Regions from separate parts of the Mus musculus genome. Here region 1 is linked to region 2. A link is a contact called in ENCODE Hi-C data. All regions are on one chromosome and are shown on one strand. The core of a region is the stretch at or near the end of the contact, and the rest is flanking DNA. Distances in the headings are between cores, read along the strand shown.

Region 1 (3,198 bases), core at 384-2,883, about 12 Mb after region 2:
GGTTCCCTCCTGCTCACTGAACACACCATTCTATCCCCAGGCCTTCCGACTTGCTCTGCCTGGAATACTGTTGGTCAGCTGCCCACCTCGCTCACTCCCCCACACTGTTCAGGTTATTGATCCAGCATCCCTTCACCAGTGAGGTACTTGGCAATTACTATATTTGGAAGACAGACAACCACCCTCAACCTCTCATCTTACTCATCAATAGCTCATCCACTGTTTATTTACCCCGCTTAATTAATTTCTGTAGCTTTATTATGTATCACTTCCTATTAAAGTGCAGAATTTTTATTTGATCTGGTCATGGCTGTATCCGTAGGGTCAAGGAACAGTGCCAGCACAGAGAAGACACTCAAAGGGCGATTTGCTGAATGAATAAAACGAGAAACTATTTGCTGCTAGAATGTCTTGAGCAGCCCACACCTGATAGCATTATCAGCATCTGTGCAGAGCTAAGTACCCTCAGAATTCAGCAACAGTGAGTTGAGCCATTTTCCTTCCATGTTGCTTTTTTGTTTTTTAAGATACTGGGTTACTTATAACAAAATATATAATAAGTATCTATTTCTAAATTTAAGAAGCATGATCCTTCCTAACCAGGCAGGCAACTTTCTGTGAGTTTGAGCCCAGCTTGGTCTAAATAGCAAGATCCAAGCCAGCTAGGGCTACACAGTGACTGTTTCAAAACAATAGAACACTGTCATAATAATTTGTAGTGCAATTAACATGGGGGTACAGCAAAATAGTGAAAATGGAATCTGTTAAGAATTGATCTAAGCCAGGCGGTGGTGCCACATCCCCTTAATCCCAGCACAAGGGAGGCAAGGGGCAGGCGGATCTCTTCTGAGTTCTAGGCCAGCCTGGTCTACAGAGCGGGTTCCAGGACAGTCAACGCTACACAGAGAAACCTTGTCTCAGGGGAAAAAAAAAAAAAAAAAAAGTCTAAATAAACAATGGCTCATTTTTTAAGTGTATGCCCCAAATACTGCATGTGACACACCAAAATTATCTTAAACTATGTAAACTGGACATTTATTTTTATTTTTGCTAAATCTGGTGATGCTATTTTAGGAAAAGAACCGGCACACTGTCGCATCTATTTCTAGCGAATGAAACATGCCAGTAAACCAGTATAATTCTGGGGCTATCTAAAGCCTGCGTCAGGCTATTACGTCCCCGTGGGTGAGTAGGTGGGCGGGTACTGGGGCCCAATGTCTCCCAAAATCAAAACCCGCGGTGCACTGTGGGAGAAAGGCCTGACATGCAGAACCGGCCGGCAGGTTGGGCGGTGGCAGCAGAAGGGGTCAGGTGGGCAGGGTGGGACAGATCTGAGGCCAACTTCTTTTCCCAGCCTCTCAGCCACCTACTCGGCGGAGGCCAAGGCTCGACAGCCACTTTCTGGCCCTTACCGATGTTGCCTTCAATGCAGAGCCTTCGGGGGCCGCCCCCGTCGTGCATGGCCCTGGCGTGTGGCGCGTCCACGAGCGCGTTCCGCAGCGGGGAACGGAAAGACGCTCGGAGACGACGCAGAAGGAACCGACCTGCAGCCATCCTACCCAAGCCGAGCAAGGCGGGCACTTCCGCCGAGAGCACTTCCGCCTGCGATCAAGCGACGCCAGCGCACCTTTGACGTCAGAGGGCCGTCAGGCAGGAAGTGGCTGGTTTTAGCTCTCTAGGCGGGTGAGGCCGCAGGAGCTGCTCTGTTCTCGCGACATTTGCAGGGACGATGTGGGAGTGTCTCGGTGTTGTGGTGTAGGAGGGTGTGCTGAAGTAGAGTTCAGGCGTCCGTAGCCCTCTCATCGTTTTAATTAATATGTGTATATTGCATATTAGTATGGTGTACAGGGTGAGTCGCAGGACAGTCAGGGCTACACAAAGAAACCCTGTCTTGAAAAACAGAACAACAAAAATCTTGTTATACTTATTTATTTTGATATTTTGAGACAAGGTCTCATGTAGTGCAGTTGGTCCTCCTGCCTCCCCGTCCCAAGTGGTGAGCCTACAATGTGTGTTCCAGCATGCTCATTACGTATCATTTTACTTACTCATTAATGGCGCACTTGTAGAGGTCAGGACGACTTATAAGAGTCTGCTCAAACTCAGGCTATCAGTCTTGGCAGCTAGTGTTTTTACCTGCTGAGCCGTCTCACTGGCCCTAAGATAAATGCCTTCTTCCTCCATACTTTGGGACTTTATTGCCTACAGGAAGAGACTGGACTGTTTTAAGCAGGAAGGGAACAATCCAATAACTTACACAAGTAATGTTTCGCATCCTGTGTAACTGTCAGCACAATGTTGGACCATTTATTTTATCACACCCCATTTTATTTTGACCTTTAAATAGGTAAATGTTCACTTGGAGGAATCTCATCAGGATAACGAGTTGGATTAAGCATGGTATTGGCTCTGTAAGAATGAATCCTGGAGAGGAGACATGTACAGGACTATATGCAGTGAGTGAGGGGAGAGGAGGCATGGAAGAGACTTTCTGAAACATAAAATCTACAGTCCTGCAGTTGTTGGAAAGATGTGACCTGTGGAGCCTAGCACACACAAAGCTGTGGGCTGGATCTGGAGCAGAGAACTCCAGTATGGTGGCACACGCCTGTAATCCTAGAACTTGAGAGGTGGAGGTAGGAGGCTCAGAAGTTCAGTCATCCTTGGCTACACAGTGCATTGGAGGCCATCTTGGGATGTACGAGACTAGCTCAAAAAGGAGGAGGGGGCTTGCAAGTTGACTAAAGGCACTTGCTGCTAAGCCTGTTCACCACAGGGTCACAATCCTCAGGTCCCACGTGGTGAAATGAGAGAACCACCACCTGAAAGGTGTCCTCTGACCACTGCACTTAGCCTTGGCTACAACAACTATAATCTAGGTAGGATTCTCGTGGAGATCGGAGCCGCTAAATTCTATCCATTGCCACTGCCACACACCAGTAACCATCACTGTGCAGAAATACCGATTACATTTCTTTGCTTGTATAAAATCAGAGCTGGGAAATACTTAACTGCCCCTGTCCCCCAAAGAATGAGAGTCTCTCTGTCCTCGGGGTCATTGTAATTGAGAGGCTGAGTCAGGAGTAGTGTTGCCAATTCAAGCCCTGCAGGTCAGCCTGGGACACAGTGTGAAGCCTTGCCTTAAAGAAGTTTATGGTTATTGAGATGAATTAAGCTGGAGAGACTGCTCAGCGGTTA
Region 2 (3,186 bases), core at 141-2,640:
TGTAGAGTGGTAGGGTCGTCGGCTTTTCCCAGGGGCTGTGCACACCAGTACTCTCTCATTTCCTCAGATTTGGAAGCTGGTGACTAGATACCTCCAGGGAAGTCCCCACACTACCATGACTGTTCCCTCAAGAATCCATACCCAGGCTCCTTCTCCAGAACCAAGTCTGTTCTGACTGACTGAGGGTCTTATCAGGAGAAATGGCTGTGCACACTGGATCTCATTTGCCCCACCCTGATGATCTGTGTACTAAGGCTAAGGCAGAGGTCCTGTCTGAGACTCAACTTGCTCACCTATAAGAAGTAAGGACTGAGAGAGAGATTTCTCAAAAGGGAATCCAGGAATCTAGGACTTGCTGACCAACCAGCTCCAGGTCAATGAGATACTGTGTCAAAAAAAATAAATAAATAAAAAATGACAGCACCTGAGGAACAACACAGGAGGTTGTTCTCTGGCCTAAACACACACACACACACACCACACACCACACCACACACACACACACTTCTCCAGCAGCAATGCATTTCATGTGTGTGAGTTTGTACACTATTTTTTTCAAATAATTTTCTAGATCCATCTGAATGACTTAAAAATCAAGTCACTGCATAATTTCAGTGTCTGCATTTATATCTGAATCCACAATCACCAGCCAGAAACTCTGTCACACAGGAGGCTGAGGCACTGGGCTAAGCTGGCTCTGAGAGAAGGGAAATGACCTCCCAGCTGCTGTGACTAGGGTGTTCCTGCAGCACAAATGGAAGAAAAGCTTATCAATAGACACCCACAATGATCATGTGCCGGGAGGACACTGCTGGAGTCCACCACAGTCTTGGTACCAGCACATGCGTGTTACACAGTGACAAGGTTATTTTGACTTTCTTGATTCTGTGTTTACGTCTGCTTTTCCTAGTTGAAGCAGTACGGAAGCGTGTCAGTAAGAAGTTTTACACCAGCTCTCTGGTGGTGGAGACAGGTGATTGATGGTTGTGGCTTGCTCCCTGCTAGCCTAGCTCCAGGTTCAATGAGAGATGCTGCCTCAAGGGAATATGATGGAGAGTCACAGAATGGGACACCTGACTCCTCCTCTGGCCTTTGCACAGACATGGGCTTGCTTACTGGGTCTCCCCATCTCCAGCTACTATTGCTCTCTCAGAAATCACAGACAGACAGACAGACAGACAGACAGACGGACGCACGCGAGGGCACACACACACACACACACACACACACACACACACGAGGCATATGTGAACTTTTAAAAGGAGAGAGAGAGGCACCAATAATAAGATGCAATACATTTTTTTAAATTTTTAAGTTATTTTTTATGGAATCCAGGACTTGCTGACTAACCAGCTTTGCTGCTTAGAAAGCTCCAGAACTCTTCCGGGGACGGTGCTCAGAGGCACTCAGGATGGTCCAGCGTTTGACATACCGCCGTAGGCTTTCCTACAACACAGCCTCTAACAAAACTAGGCTGTCTCGAACCCCTGGCAACAGGATTGTTTACCTCTACACCAAGAAGGTTGGGAAAGCACCTAAATCCGCATGTGGCGTGTGCCCAGGCAGACTTCGAGGGGTTCGTGCTGTGCGGCCCAAAGTCCTTATGAGACTGTCTAAGACACAGAAGCACGTCAGCAGGGCCTATGGCGGCTCCATGTGTGCCAAGTGTGTCCGTGACAGGATCAAGCGGGCTTTCCTTATTGAGGAGCAGAAAATCGTTGTGAAAGTGTTGAAGGCACAAGCACAGAGTCAGAAAGCAAAATAGATATGCACATTTTTTAAGTAATAAAAATCAAGACTTGATCTAAAAAAAAAAAAAAAAAAAAAAAAAAAAAAAAAAAAAAAAAAAAAAAGAAAGCTCCAGAACAATGAAAGAGCCTGTCTAAAAAAAATAAAATAAAACAGGGCAGAGCCTGCTGAACAGCACCTGAGGTTGTCCTCTGGGACAAGCCTAGATATGACTCAGTAGTAGAGCACCTGCCTAGCATGTGCAAGGTACTAAGTTCAACCCTCAAACCTTCAGGGTCCCCAGACTTCAGAAAATAAAGTCAGACAGGTGGTTTGCCCATGAGCAATGACAGGAGTGTGGTTGGATTGGCCAGCCCCACCTACTTTAAAGCAAGGACTTTGGATGTGTTCTGCTGCCCTCTGCTGGCTGGGAGAATTATTGCCAGGCTTTCCAGTGGATTTGGAAGGCTTCTTTTCCCCAAGGGAGCCAGAGAGTGCTCACCTTTGCTTGCAGGGTTGCTTACACGCTGCTGGGGTCTGAACCAGAGATACTTAAGCTGAATCGGTTTTACAAGCAACATGATCCCTGATGAGGAGTGAGCCTTGGATCAGAGACAATAGGAAGATAAGAGATGAGGGAGAAGTGACCCTCAACAGGTGGCCTAGCAGCCAAGCTCTGCTTTAAATCTTGACACTGCACCTGTTACAAGGCCCCCACACATGCATGTGTTTCAATGCCTGGCCTTTAGAGGGTGGGACTATTAGGAGGTGGGCCGTCTAGGAAAGCACAGCCAGGTTCTCACACAAAGCAAAGACAGGTGAGGGGGACCAGGGATAAAGAAAAGGGGGGCAAAGAGGAGTGGAGACTAGGAGGAGGCTGGAAACCCAAGGGAACCCCACTGGCTCTCCAGAGTAGCTTCAATGAACACTTCACACAGAACTCAAAGCCATCATCTCCCAGAATCCCAGTTGGCTCCTTTGTAAAATGGACTTGTCACACTGCCATCCGGATCCCATGAATTAATTTCTGTAAAGCAGCAACGGACATATTGTAGGTGATATTAGGAAAACGTTATGACCTCTTACAATTTGTTTACTTGTATGTATTATTATTGCATGTATACGATGTGAGTAGATTCTCTCCTACCACCTTTATGTGGGTTCTAGGGACAAAACTCAGGTGACCAGACATGTGCACAAGGGCTTTGCCTGCTGAACCACCTCAATAGTGCCCACAGGGCTCTTGCTCTACAAAAGTATCTGAAAATTGCCAAACAATTGTTCAGTGCCCAGGATGGTCTGTGCTGAGAGCCAGACTGATCCAAGGCTTTCTCAGAGGCCCCGATGAAAAGACAAAAGGAACCTAGTTCTCTGTCCTTGCTCAGGAGCTGACTTGGCAAGGACAGCCTGGGGCTGAGACCTGGGCCTCAAACGAGTTAGCTTCCGTTCCTAGGAACT

The links. A loop is a pair of places that touch in the nucleus more often than their neighbours do.
Region 1: a map of T-helper 2 cell shows a loop between it and region 2 (14-fold over the local background). The contact joins the promoter of Dguok here to the promoter of Rpl34-ps1 in region 2. A Hi-C loop is called at or near these places in 4 of 37 maps with a recorded cell type or tissue (T-helper 1 cell, T-helper 17 cell, T-helper 2 cell and 1 more).

Annotation. Positions count from the first base shown.
Region 1 is chr6:83,505,336-83,508,533 of GRCm38, forward strand. It overlaps Dguok (deoxyguanosine kinase), which reads right to left and starts at 1,634. Exons shown (of 7, transcript NM_013764.2): 1 at 1,413-1,634. The coding sequence starts at 1,554.
Region 2 is chr6:71,123,199-71,126,384 of GRCm38, forward strand. Rpl34-ps1 (ribosomal protein L34, pseudogene 1) reads left to right here and starts at 1,391. Exons shown (of 1, transcript NM_001199350.1): 1 at 1,391-1,803. The coding sequence starts at 1,412. The coding sequence ends at 1,765.